Linked DNA regions of Homo sapiens: region 2 is linked to region 1. Evidence: read pairs that join two places in POLR2A ChIA-PET (ENCODE). Cell type or tissue: A673. All regions are shown on one strand. Each heading gives the region's core, and the rest is flanking DNA. Links, peaks and the distances in the headings are about the cores only. Region 1 overlaps AHCYL2 (adenosylhomocysteinase like 2). Region 2 overlaps AHCYL2 (adenosylhomocysteinase like 2).

The links. ChIA-PET counts read pairs that join two places held together with the same protein. Peaks named below come from ENCODE experiments on the same cell type or tissue, not always from the same donor. Only the 100,000 strongest peaks of a DNase experiment are listed, where the experiment ranks them.
Region 2: POLR2A ChIA-PET joins it to region 1 with 25 read pairs; 1 of 35 experiments calls an interaction of 5 or more read pairs at or near these places.

Annotation. Positions count from the first base shown.
Region 1 is chr7:129,248,543-129,255,885 of GRCh38, forward strand. The region is part of intron 1 of AHCYL2 (adenosylhomocysteinase like 2); the gene reads left to right. Among named protein-coding and RNA genes, the nearest start is that of AHCYL2, 27 kb to the left of the region's middle. In A673, for the core only: no CTCF peak of the experiment used is centred there; a DNase peak (open chromatin) is centred at 3,739.
Region 2 is chr7:129,421,151-129,428,493 of GRCh38, forward strand. It overlaps AHCYL2 (adenosylhomocysteinase like 2), which reads left to right. Exons shown (of 17, transcript NM_015328.4): 13 at 1,690-1,788; 14 at 3,724-3,792; 15 at 3,913-3,991; 16 at 5,293-5,413; 17 at 5,889-7,343. The coding sequence ends at 5,895. Among named protein-coding and RNA genes, the nearest start is that of STRIP2, 9.6 kb to the right of the region's middle. In A673, for the core only: no CTCF peak of the experiment used is centred there; no DNase peak of the experiment used is centred there; H3K27ac peaks cover 567 bases.

The DNA of each region.
Region 1 (7,343 bases), core at 967-5,966:
TGGTTGAATCTGTGGATGCAGAACCCATGGATATGAGGGCTGACTGTTGGAATTGGGTAGTATAAATCCTGGATACTATTTTTTTTTTTTTTTCAAAATTATTTTGGGTATCCAAGTCCTTTGAATTTCCACATAGATTTTAGGATAAGCTTGTCAATGTTTACAGAAAAAGCTTGCTAGGATTTTGATAGGGATTTCATTGAATCTGTAGGTCAATTCGGGAGAATTCCCATCTTAATGATACTGAGACTTCTGATACATGAACATGGAACTTCTCTCCATTTATTTAGATTTTCTCTAGCTGCTCTTTAGCAGTATTTTGTACTTTACACTGTATAGGCTATTGTAAATGAAATTGTTTTCTTGATTTTACTTTCAGATTGTTTATTGCTAGCATAAACAATTGTAAAAATACAATTTTTTAAAATTGTGGTAAAGTTTACTAACAATAAACTTTTTTTTTTTTTTTTTTGGAGACATAGTCTCACTTCCTCACCCAGGCTGGAGTGCAGTGGCGCGATCTTGGCTCACTGCAGCCTCAACCTCCTGGGCTCAGGTGATCCTCCTACTGCAGCCCCCGGAGTAGCTGGGACTACAGGCAGGCACCACTGTGCCTGGCTAATATTCATATTTTTTGTAGAGACAAGATCTTGCCATGTTGTCCAGGCTAGTGTCGAACTCCTAGACTCAAGCAACCCTCCTGTCCTGGCCTCCCAAAGTGCTGGGATTACAGACATGAGCTGCTGCACCCAGCCCATTTTAACCATTTTAAAGTGTACAATTCATTGGCATTAAGTACATTCACAATATTACCATTACCACTATCTATACCCAAAACTTTTTCATTGCCTCTAACAAAAACTATGTATTAAACATTATCTTCTTTTTTTTTTTGAGACGGAGTCTTGCTCTGTCGCCCAGGCCGGACTGCGGACTGCAGTGGCGCAATCTCGGCTCACTGCAAGCTCCGCTTCCCGGGTTCACGCCATTCTCCTGCCTCAGCCTCCCGAGTAGCTGGGACTACAGGCGCCCGCCACCGCGCCCGGCTAATTTTTTGTATTTTTAGTAGAGACGGGGTTTCACCTTGTTAGCCAGGATGGTCTCGATCTCCTGACCTCATGATCCACCCGCCTCGGCCTCCCAAAGTGCTGGGATTACAGGCGTGAGCCACCGTGCCTGGCCTAAACATTGTCTTCTTTTCCCCGGTCCCCCAGCCCTTGGAAACCTCTATTCTATTTTCTGTCTCTATGAATTTGCCTATTCTGGGTACCTTTTCTTTTTCCTTTGGTGTCTGGCTTATTTTACTTGGTATAATGTTTTCAAGGTCCCTTCATATTGTAGCCTGTATTAGAATTTCATTCTTTTTAAGGCCGAGTAATATTCTGTTGTTTATCCATTCATCTGTTGATGGATATTATGGATATTTGGGTTGTCTCTATATTCTTTTGGCTATTGTGAATAATGCTGTTATTGGGGTACAAGGCTGGACGCAGTGGCCCACACCACTCCCAACTTCTGGGAGGCCAGTGTGGGAGTATTGCTTGAGGCCAGAGGTTGAGACTAGCCTGGGCAACTTAGCAAGAATCCATCTCTTCCAAAAAAAAAAGTTAGCTGGGCATGGTGGTGTGCAATTGTAGTCCTAGTTACCTGGGAGGCTGAGTTCGAGGCCACAGTCAGCTATTATTGCACCACTGCACTCCAGCTGGGATGACAGAGTGAGACCCTGTCTCAAAAACAAACAAACCAAAAAGTTGGTATGCAAATATCTGTTTTGAGCTCCTGCTTTCAATTCTTTTGGATATATACCTAAGAGTGGAATTGCTTGATTACAGTTGATTATTGTGTTGATCTTGTATTCTGCAATTTTAATAAACTTGTGTATTTAGTTTTTTGAAGATTCTTTAGGATTTTCTTTGTACAGGATCATGTTATCTACAAATGACCATTTTACTTCTTCTTGTCCAATGTATGTGCCTTTAATTTCTTTTCTTTTCATATTACACTGTCTAGAACCTCCAGTACAATGTTGAATAGAAGTGGCAACAGTGGACATGTTTGCCTTGTTTCCGATTTTAGAGGAAAAGTATTCAGTCTTTCATCATTAAGTGTAATGTTCACTGATAGTTGGTAGGGCAGATTTCTCCTAATATATCCTTTATAATGTCTTAGTTTTGGCTGACTAAGGGACTGAATAAATTGGCATGTGTTAGTGAATATCACCTCTTGACATTTATATGTCTCTTAGCTAAGCTATAAGATTAAAAATCCCTTTCTTCCTTGTAGAATGGAGCAACCCTTATGATACCCTGTAAGTTTCTACTTTGAGTCCTTCAGTTTTTGAATTAGTCAAATTACTCATCTAAATTTGCAGTTCATGGTCTGCTTGTCCATATTAAAGTCTAGGGTGTCTAGATTGTGACCAAAACCGGTGAAGCCTTTGTGTTTTCTGATGCTGTTTTAAAGCTTATTATAATTTTCCCTTCTATGGGGAAAGATTCTGTGCTGTTTTCTCTTAAAGTGAAATGTATGTTGTTGTGTGTTTTTAAATAGATGTAGTTTATTTTACAGTCCAAACCTGTTGTTTCATCTATTCCCATAAGATCCACAGGCAGCATCCTTCTCCATTTGGATGGGGACAGTGAGGTTTATATACCTTGATTGGTAAGCCTGTGTCTGATGTTTTAAGTGCCTTATCCCTTAAATTGTAAACTCTACAGGACTTAGACCATGTGTGTCTTGTTCACTGTATTGTTAACAGCTGGCAGATAGTAAAGATTTTTTTTTTTTTTTTTTTTTTTTTAAATAAGAGTGATTAAATCAGTTTGTTTTGTGATGCTTGTGTGAAGAGAAGTGATTAGTGTAAACTGGCTTTGCTTTAGGGTTTTCATTCTCTAAATTCTTGAAGCATTCTAGAGTAGGAATTGTTGTCTATTTAGTTTAAACAGGATTTTTTTCCAGTTTCTTCTTAGTAATTAAGCTATTACTAGGTTTATTATTCTCTTACATGTGTGCATTTAAAAAATTTGAAACACATCTCGCCTCCTTTACAGTTTGGTAAAGGCTGCCTTGGCGTCCCAAAGTGGTGAGATTACAGGTGTGCGCCACTGTGCCTGGCCAGCTGAAGTTTTTGATTCCCAGCCTTATTCTCTGTCTTTGCACCTCAGTGATGCTCCAGTAAGCATCATCTGTTTTTCTCAAACTGCTTGATATAATGGTAACTCATATAGTTTGATAATGAGGATATCTAAAAATGATTATTTCCAGTTCAAATACGTCCATTAATCTGCATGCTTAATCCTAATTTTTTTCTTGTCACACTGCCTTCTGAGTTATTATAGTGGCTTATACATTTTATGGTTTCTAGAATCTTTTTGAGTGAGAATCATTGAGAATATTTGTGTTTTTAATCTCTTCTGTTTATCTCTTCTGTTGATGTGCTTTTTGTTAATTATTTGGCTGGCTTTTAGTGGATCTTGCACAATTTAATGCTGGCACATGATAAGTTCATAATAAATGTTTCTGATTATCGAGCTGAGCCCCAGTCATGAACCATTGATTTCTAACATACTCTCTCCCTTTAGCAACCTGGTTACCTCTGCCCTTAAATGAACATAACCCCTGATGCCATGACATACATGGAGACTTCAGTATTAATTTTTCAGTTCTTGTATGTAACACTCTTAGGTAGAGTCTCTGTCAGATGGCACTGATAATTAATCCTTTGGAAAGATCCCAAGGGCTTTCAGGCTCTCTGGCTAGATGTTAACAACAGGAACAGTGAGTAGTATATAGCAACATGATACTTGACAGTTTTAAAGCAACACTGGTTTTATTTAAGATCATCGGGTTAAACCAGCTAATACTCCTTTGGCTTAAAACCTACTTGTAGTTTTTACTGTTTGGTATTCTCTTCTCAGAATTGTTCTTTATATATGTAGCAGAGGCTGCACGTGATGGCTCACCTCTGTAATCCCAGCACTTTGGGAGGGTGATGCAGGAGGATTGCTTGAGCACAGGAGTTTGAGACCAGCCTAAGCAACATAGTGAGACCCTACCTTTCCAAAAAATTAAAATATTGTCTGGGGGTGGTGGCACATGCCTGTAATCCCAGCCACTTGGGAAGTTGAGGTGGGAGGATCACTTGAGCAAAGGAGTTTGAGGCTGCAGTGAGCTATGATCGTGCCACTGCACTCCAGCCTGGGTGACAAAGCAAGACCTTGTCTCTGATTGATTGATAGCTAGGTAGGTAGGTAGGTAGATAGATGATTGATTGATTGATTGATTGATAGATAAATAGATAGCAGAGATCATGACAAGTCTGTGTCCCACTTGAAGATTAGAAGACTCAGCAGGTGGGCTCTTGGCTTAAAAAGAAGGCAAAGGTAGCCGGGCACGGTGGCTCATGCCTGTAATCCCAGCGCTTTGGGAGGCTGAGGTGGGCGGATCATGAGGTCAGGAGTTCAAGACCAGCCTGGCCAAGATGGTGAAACCCTGTCTCTACTAAAAATACAAAAAATTAGCCAGGTGTGGTGGCGGGCGCCTGTAATCCAAGCTACTGGGGAGGCTGAGGCAGAGAATTGCGTGAACCCAGGAGGTGGAGGTTGCAGTGAGCCGAGATTGTACCACTGCACTCCAGCCTGGCCGACAGAGCAAGACTCTGTTTCAAAAAAAAAAAGAAGGCAAAGGTGATAGGTGTTTTGGGACTCACAGTCAGACTCATGAAGGCTTTGTCCCAATCTTGAGAAGAAGAAGGGACCCTTAGGAAGATTGGGACCTTGCCAAGACGTAGCATGTAGCAGAGTATCGAAGAATACTCTTTTTAGAGCACTTACAAATATGAATTAATTCTTACGGTAGCACTGTGATAAGCAATTGTAGTTTACTAATGGCAAGACCAAATAAAGTGAAATTCAATTAATGTTTGTTAAATGACGTTGAGCACTATACTTAGTGCTTGTCCAAGGCTTCAGAGCTGTAAATGCAAATGGCAAACACTGTATTTTGCTAAGACAGCACCTCAGTTTCTCTGTCTGTAAATATAATCCCAGAGTTATAAGGTTGTAATTAAGAAATTATTTTTTATTTTTGAGACAGGATCTCACTCTGTTGCCCTGGTTGGGGTGCAGTGGTTCAGACACAGCTCACTACAGCTTCGACCTTCTGGGCCCAAGTGATTCTTCTGCCTCAGCCTTCCAAAGTGCTGGGATTACAGGCATAAGCTGCTCTACCTGGTCAAAAAATATTCTTCTTGAATATTTAGAGATTAGAATGCAAATGTTTCAAAATATACTTGTTTAGGTTTTCATGTTTCATGCATTTTCAAAGGAGTAAAAATAATTACAGAAAAGAGAAACAAATGTAGTTTATAATTATATCTTTTCTGCTTAACTATTATGATTTAGTTAATCAAACACAAGGTAAAAAGCTGAACTTGAATTCTTGTTCTGTAGTACTTTAACCAAGTGTTTATTTCACAAAATCAAAATATGAGCACTTGGTTTAAGTATTACAGAATAAGAATTCAAGTTCAGTTTTTTACCTGTCTTTGAGATGTTAGTATAACATCTAAATGAAGATGTCTTGCAGATAGTTAGAACTGGATTCATAGTGGAAGTGGGGAAGAAAGGATCAAGAAATAGCTTTGGAAGGTATCAGAAAGGTCCCAATCATAATGGTAGCTATACTTTGATTGATATGGAGGACAAAGATGGCTAATTAGAGTACCTTAGGTACAAAGCACCATTAATGGACAGAAAGAAGAAAAGGTATTAGCAAAATTACATTATTATCCTACAACAACATAATTTTACCTTTGTGTAACTGCTTATACCTTTCAAACCAGTAATATCCATTATCTTACTTGATACTGAAATAGTTTGAAATAAAGCAGGTGACTTCTTAGTACAACATGTTAATTTTAGAGAAACTAGCTAGTACTGTTTTTTCTAGAAACTCTGATTATATTATAAAGACAAAACCTAGATACTTTACATTGAATTATTTTGTACTTGATTGGTACATTGTTAATATTTTTCAAAGAAATAGCAATTTTGTTGAACTAGAGCCAGGTCTCAATTTTCTCTCTGGCTTTCTTTGTGGCACCATACTCCTGTAAAACCATCAATGCTCATTAAGCTGTGGATCACTTTGGCTTTTCTTAACCTGGCTAAAGCAGTGTTATCCACAAGTTTCATTTCAGAGAAGATAGAACTTTGTAAATAACCTGAAGGCACCTTTATAGCTACCTTTCTATTGTCTCTGAGGGTAGGTCACAGGCTGTGATGGGGAAGAAGAAAAGCGTTCTGAGGTTTGAGAAAAAGTGGTGAGAATTTGAATAGTTTTTTGTGGAGTGTGAGCAACTGAATTAATCAGAAATGTGGTAGGATTTCTGAATTAATTAGAAAGTAAAGAATTAAATTTTCTAATAGTAGCTACATTAAAAGTAAAAAGGGCCGGGCGTGGTGGCTCCCAGCACTTTGGGAGGCCAAGGCGGGAGGATCATGAAGTCAGGAGTTCGAGACTAGCCTTACCAACATGGTGAACCCCCGTCTCTACTAAAAATACAAAAATTAGCCGGGCATGGTGGCACGTGCCTATAATACCAGCTACTCGGGAGGCTGAGGCAGGAGAATCGCTTGAACCTGGGAGGTGGAGGTTGCAGTGAGCCGAGATCGCGCCATTGCACTCCAGCCTGGGTGGCAGAGCGAGAGTCTGTCTCAAAAAAAGAAAAAAAAGTAAAAAGAAACAAGTGAAATTGATTTTAATATCTTATACTTAACCCAGTAAATTAAAAAGTTATTATTTTAACATATCAATATAAAAATTAAGATATCTTTTTAATTTTGTACTTGAGTCTTTGAAATCTGGTGTATATTGTGTGTTGACAGTATATCTGAATTTGACTAGCCACATTTCAAGAGTTCAACAGTCATATGTGGTTAGTAACTATCTATTGGACAGTGTGGGTCGAAAGTAATTAAAAATAAATTTTGAACTGCATAGACACGTCATCTATTTACATGAATGTGTGTGTGTGTGTATGTGCGTGTGTGCGTGCGCACGCGCATGTTTAGCAATTCTTAGGGTTAAGACAATTCATTTGATAGGCCTGGGTTGATGAACTCAACGGAAGTTGATGTGAATAAAAATGAAAATGAGGGCTTGGCGCGGTGGTCCACGCCTGTAATCCCAGCACTTTGGGAGGCCGAGGTTGGGAGTTCAAGACCAGCCTGCCAACATGGTGAAACCCTGTCTCTACTAAAAAAAATACAAAAATTAGCTGGGCCTCGTGGGAGGCACCTGTAATCCCAGCTACTTGGGAGGCTGAAGCAGAATTGCTTGGG
Region 2 (7,343 bases), core at 1,241-6,240, 170 kb after region 1:
CTGAGGCAGGAGAATCGCTTGAACCCAGGAGGCAGAGGTTGCAGTGAGCTAAGATCATGCCATTGCACTGCAGCCTGGGTGACAGAGTGAGACTCCATCTCAAAAAAAAAAAAAAGAATAGTGAATGGTTTTCACGTTAACACATATATGTCTGTCTTTTTTTTGGAGCTCCTTGCTGTAGTACCTTTTTAAAAAAGAGTTGTATAATATTCCATTATATGGAACTGCCCTGATTTACTTAACCATTCCCTTATTTATTTACATTTTTCACTATTACAAATAAGCCTGGATTGAACATTCTTGGGCACTTATATTTCTGAACTTGAGCAAGTGTTTTTATTGGATAGAGCCCTAAAAAAGTGAAACTGATTGGTCAAAGATTAGGTACATATAAAATTTTGCTAGCTGCTGCCAAATTGTCCTCCAGAAAGGTTGAACCAATTTATGAAACTTGACATTTCAAGAAATTGTATGTGTTTCCCATCTACCTAATAAAGAAACGGTCCACACCATTAATATAGTTCTGAATGCACTGAAATATAATTGTATATGTCTTTCCCACTAGATTGGTACTTCCTTGGGGATAGGAATCATGAATTTCTAAACTTTAGCATCCCATTGTTTGCTTAAATAAACCTTGAAATACAAAAATGAAAAGAAAGTACTGTCTTTGTCCATAAGTGGCTCACAGCCCAGTAAAGGAATCCACAGTCTTATCTATATTCATGCTCTTTACTACAATGACTAGAATATGGTATGTACCCTGTAAATCATTATTGTATAACTAAAAGCGTTTCTTTTTATTTGTCTAAAAACTATTTGGCAGAACTTCTTAATTTTATCAAATGAGCCAATGGGTAGTTTTGGAATATGAACTCACTTTCTATTTTAGGCATTGCCTGTTGGAAGAAAGAAGGTGTTGTCTTAAGTCTACACCCCGTGGCTGTTATTTGATTGCTGCTGTTAAAAAAACATAACCTTTTTTCTCATTTTCTCTGAATATACAATATACAGAAATGGAAGGAGGGTGAGCCATTGGGAGCTTTACTCTACCATTAAGCATTTCTTTAAAGGCTACCTCACATTTGCACTTAGGTCACAAAGCTTCTGTAACTAGGGTGAACCACCATCATTGAAAAGGTGGAACCTGGGACCTTCGGATATGAGGGCAGAACCTTGGGCCCCAGCATGCTATGTTTAGGACATTTGGCCTCTTACTAAACCCACTCAGCTATGTTCCTCCTTTTTTTCTTTGTTTCTTCAGCACTTATATATTCAGTTTGCACTGTATTAATTTGCACTTGTTTGCATGTTGCTTTGTAAGTATTTTAAGGGCATTTTTTTCCTCTCACATATATATTGTTTTGTGTCCCTGGCTAAAGTACAAGCTTTTTGAAGGCAGAAACCATGTCTTTGGTTTCTTTTGTATTTCCCATAGCACCTTTTACTGTGAGAGTGGGCACACAGTATATGTTGTGGAATGACATCCTGAGTGATCCCTCCCTGGCTGGGCCTCAGATTAAATTCCCTGAAATGGAACAGTCCTAACCAACACAGGACAGGTATTCTCCATCTGGCATGTTGGTTGCTCCTTTCAACCTGCTATTTGAAATGGCTCCCTTCAACATCTTTCTGTTCCCACAGTGGGGCTTGCTATGGCTAATGCTGTACTTGCTGTATGTGTTCCAGGCGAGTCTGCGGACACCAGAACTGACCTGGGAGCGAGTGAGATCTCAAGTTGACCATGTGATATGGCCTGATGGCAAGAGGATAGTACTGCTGGCAGAGGTAAGGCTGAGACTGGCAAAAATACTCCCCCACAACAGGAGAGACTGCAATACCCAGGTCCCCTCCTCCTCATGTTCTCGAATACTTTCAACTCCTCTGTTAAGCACAAGTTTGACTACTTTCCCAATGGATTTTACTTCTAATTGTGAAAGATCTTTTCATTCAGCAATTAAGAAACTATTTTGGTTCCCCACTTTTCACCAATTATCCTGTCTCTCCACGTCAATCCACAGGTTGAGTTAGATAATTATTACTATAGAAGGAATTCACAGATAGAACCAGTGCCACTTTGAGTGATGCATACAAAGAGATAATGTCACTTGTGGGATGTTTTAATCACTAAGCACAAAGTAGATATGCCCGACTGTAACCAGGACTATCTTAGGCAAGTTCTGGGAATGTATGTTTTTACTGATAGATTCCCTGTTTTTGAAGGTCCATTCCCTTGAATTGAGCCAGATGAGTAGTAGGTACCTACCTAGATATCAATTGCTCAATTGATATTTCCCCATCCTAGCTCCTAGCTCACATTGACACTATTGACTTTCATTTTATTGGCTTCCATGTCAGTGTTTGACCACTTTTCCTTTCTTAAAAGCTCCTCTTCCCTAGTCCTGGATTCCTGACAGCTATAATATTAGATGCCTTCTATTCTTACCTTGAAGCTTTCTCTTCTTCAGAGAAAGATACCAAAATATCAAGGAGGATAATAATACTTTTCTCAATTTTGATTTTCAGTTGGTTTTTTTTCTTTTTTTATATTAAAGAACCTGAATATGAAAATGTAAAATATACATTGTCTTTATCTAGGGGCCCATAAGTTAGGAGTTTTTAGTGTCCTTACTGTTTTCTTCACATTTTCCTCACTTTATCTCATCTTCTCAGATACTTCAGGGCATTTGTAAAGGGACTGAACTATTTCTTCACAAGGAAGGAGTATATATGAGGAGGAGATGGGCAGATTGCCAAATATGCATTAATAGCTTTGATGTCAGTCTGCTGACTGATGACTTGTTTCTAGCTGCCCTAGGAGGTCCCACCTGGTAATTTTGGTGACAAAAGCAAGTACCATGGGTGTTTTTGGCTAGATGGTTGAGCAAAAAGGTGGTCAGGCTTCATAGGAAACAAAATAGGAAAGGGTGGCATTGGGGGCAATTTCTAGTTCTTCTACTGTCTGAATCACCAACTCAAAATACAAGGCTGACAATGCTGTCTTTGAATTCAGGAGAAGCAAACTGAAGGAGAAGCACAAAAATCATCACAGCTATGGTGAAACCCTGTCTCTACAAAAAAAAAAAAAAAAATACAAAAGTTAGCCGGGCATGGTGGCGCACACCTGTGATCCCAGTTACTCTGGAGGCTGAGGCAGGAGAATCACTTGAACCCAGGGGGCAGAGGTTACAGTGAGTCAAGATCATGCCATGGAACTCCAGCCTGGGCAACAGAGGGAGACTCCATCTAATCAATCAATCAATCAATCAATCAATCAATCATCACAGCTTCCTAAGTCCAAATATACCTCCCCTCACAACCTGGAGAGATTGTCCCTGGATTTGACTGATCATTGTTTATTTCAAGACAGTCTTTAAAAGAAATGCCGATCCTCAGAAGGAGGATATTTTGCTATAGAGAGTGGAAAATTCAAGAGAAGTACACTGATATTTGGCATAAGCCTCAGTGTCATATGACCATCTGTATTCCTTTTTAAATAATTCCAGAAATCTTTTAGCTATTAGTTTCATCAGATTTTCCAGAATTTTAGTGGTTTCATTTAAATGTCAGTCAGTTAGTTCTTATATATTGAATAGCTGCTTTTTTTCCAGCAGTGTTAGTCAGGAAGTGTTTGGAAAATGGTGGTCATGCTTCTCTTCCCTCACTTCTCAAAGGCCAGCGACTTTGTCCTAATCCATTTGTGTCTTCACCTTTGATCACTAGGGCCGCCTGCTGAACCTTAGCTGCTCCACAGTGCCTACATTTGTGCTCTCAATCACTGCTACTACTCAGGTAAGGCTTCCAGAGTGGGATAGCAGTAGTCTGGAGAAGGTCCTCAGACCCACCAGGTTTCACTTGCTTGGGTAGATTGCCATGAATGGCACATCAGCATCCATCTCTCTGCTTTTCTAGGCTCTTGCCTTGATAGAGCTTTACAATGCTCCTGAGGGTCGCTATAAGCAGGATGTCTACCTGTTGCCCAAGAAGATGGGTAAGTATTTACTCTTCCATCTCCATCCTTACCAAAGTAGTTCAGAGTCTGAGGTTAAAGGAAGTTTGGGGGCATTAACTTACTTAAGGATGGGGGAAAAAAGGTACCTTCATCTTGTAAAGTAGGAATTAGGATTCCTAGGTGCCATTCCCATTTATTTATCCCATTTTCTACATGTGTTGCCCTAGCGAAGTTGTGATATTATGCTGTGATTTATTTTACCTGCCTGTGAATTTTAAGGATTTTTTTTTTCTTAAAGTATCTTTATGTGGGAATCTCAAAGGAGAAAAAAAAAATCTTCCCTTAAAAGAGAAGAATCATCTCCTACCTTGTGACATCTGACTTACTCCAATTCTAGGCTGCCAAATAGCCCCTACCAAACTTTTCTCAGACGACACAAGACTTTCTTACTACACCTTCCAACACCAATCCCAGTGCTTCAGGCCAAAGGAGAGATGTGGAATAGGAGCTATTTAGTTATGTGGGTGTTTTGTATAAGAGAAACATTAACCTGTCTTAAATTTTTAAAGAGCCTGCCTCAAGCACCTGAACTGATACAGTGTGTTTATAAACTCCTCAGGCAAAGATCAGGTAATAAATAAGCTTCTGGTTTTGTTTTGCCTTAGCACTAGGTATATAACAACTGTTAAAAGTTGATACATTTTCCCTTTAGTAGACACTTTAGAAGGATATAAAAGCAACAGCACAGTCCATATTCTGACAGAATGTATAATGAAGTTGGGAGACCAAACAAATACATAGGAAATGACATAAGATTATGAATAAGTACTATGTAGTCAGATAATAGAATGTGAACAGAAACCCATAAGAATTAAGAGTACTAAAAGCAAAGCAAACAGTTCATTTATCCCATTTAGTATCCTTCTTAGTTTTTCCATTCAAGTTTCCCCAGGCATTAGTTGTTTTAAATGACCCAAAGTATGGAGTCCAAGGCAAAACTCAAGTTGGAGCTTCCCATTATTTAGTTCCCACATTATCCTATTCCTTCTTTTAAATCTTAATGCCTGTTGTTTCTTTCATCTCTCCTGCACTTTTCTGGAAGGCAGGGTTCAAAGCTGAGTTAGTAAGGATGAATTATTAAGGCTTTGGAAAGCACTGGGCTTGAAGCTGAAGGCAGCTATTCCTTAGAATTGAGGACCAGTGAGCGAAGGTTGAACATTTTTCATTCAGCTCCAGGAATTAGAAGGTGTCTTTGAACTTTTTAAGGCCTAGCTTGGGGACAATAGCCATCAGATAAAAGGCATGAATGCTTATACCAGGGCTTCTGTGGTCTGTTCCAGATGAGTATGTGGCCAGCCTACACCTGCCTACCTTTGATGCCCACTTGACAGAGCTGACAGATGAACAGGCCAAGTATCTGGGACTCAACAAGAATGGGCCCTTCAAGCCTAATTACTACAGGTGCCTTGGGCTCCCCAGAAATCAGGGACACCTGGGCAGTGATGAGCTTCCTGCACTGGAATTGGTCTTTGCATCCCCAACCACATATGCTTACATGAACTCAGAAAAATGAACCCACTTCCCCTCACTGCCACCTTCAAAAGACTCTTCAAGGCCTTAAATAGTATTCCCCTTCCTGAATTTGCCTTTTGGAGATAGAGAGGTGGAGTTTGGGTAAGTGGCTATTTGCCTCATTAAATAAAGTTCCCCTTCCTCAATTCCTTTCCCCATTTCATCTTGTTGCTATGATTTTTATCTCTTTATGGAGAAATATTGGCCTTTTTCAATGATGTGAAAAGGAAACACAGTTATTTCCTGTCACTGTACACTCCAGAAAAGTCTCTGCCTCCCTGTTACACCTTTAGGCAGGCTCTTCATGTCCCAGCATCCCCATTAGCTGATAACATCACAGTCTCATCTTTCTTTTTCCCTCCAGGTATTAAGTTCCTGTAACTCAAACCAGAATTTTTAAGGAATAGAACTCCAAGCCTTTTCTCCACTACTATACAAGAAAGAATTCAGCAAGCTGCTTCTCCAATCAAAGCTGCCTGCCGTGCTCACCCTGTGTGTTAGGTTATTTATTTATTAAAATCAAGAATCCTGTGCCTGTAGTGTTGGCCCAGAGTGTGGTTACTGCCCTGAGGGCCATGAAAGCCACAGAGGATGGGCTGAGGAAGGAAAGAAATGGGGTTACTGCTCCCAGTGCATCATTTGCATCATTCCCCATTGACTGAATCCTCAGCAGTGGCCGTTTTTCCTCTTGTCCAGGCTCACGAGTTAGTCCAGGGATTCCATACTCCCTATTCCCTGGAGTTTTCTGGAATAAATTTTCAGCACCTGCTTTTCTCAGCTTGGCCCTTCCCCGGGTGAGGCCGTTTGGAATTAACATGGCCAGTGTTTCACACAAGATTGGGTTCCCAATCTTGACCATCACTATCACTGCCTTCTTTATATAAAGGCTAATAAGGAAGGAGTGTTATTTATGGCTTTGCCAAGCTACATCAAGAACTCAGCTGTGCTGTGCCTACCAGGGGTCTCCTTTCTTACCCAGGACTCCTTTCTTCTCCTTGAATATTTATGTCCATTTTAACACTTCCTGGTTGCAAGAGGGATGTGCCTCCATTATTTCCTCCACAGTTTTGGTATTTGTCAGACATTTGTTCTGCTGTCTTTCTAATCCAGCCAACGTCTGCTCAGGAAGTGGGGCCAGCTCCACTGGGACCCATAGTTTTACTTCCTTGTCATTTGATTGGATAGTTTCCAAGGAAGCCCCTCCAGATTGGCACTATCTCAGAAAAGGAGAGCTTGTTGTGAAACACTGCTTCCTGAAACTTCCTGCTATTGCCTAAAGCTACGTCTGAAACTGAGTAGGGAAAGGCATACTTTTCCAGGGACTTAGGGGGATAGGCTTTGGAAATGGGACAGGTCTTTCAGACTCACAGCTTGATACCCTAACAAAGCAGAGTATATTTATTTGTTTCCCAGGAAGGCCATTGCAGTTTGACTGGCTGAGGGATACAGAGATGAAATTGTAAACTGTATCCAGATTATCAAAGCTAATTTGACTAGTTTGAACCTCGTCAGACATTCATTCCTTTGGCCATTGCCATGGATGAAACCGAGATCTGCAGTCTGATCTGTGGACTTCTCTGCTGGCATATCTTTTATGATTTAACCTCTTCCATTTGATGATTCTGTATTTCAGAGTCAGTTTCTTGAGTAACTCCAGTGCTACAAAAAGAATTAGTAATGTGGTGTGGGCAGCGTGACATTTTATGTCCCACCCAAAAATTGGATTCCTTTTGGAGACTGATCTGTTGGTCTCAGGCATTTCATTAGGACCAGATTGGTTCTAAGAGTTAGTCTGGACTGGCCCTAGGAAACTTGAATT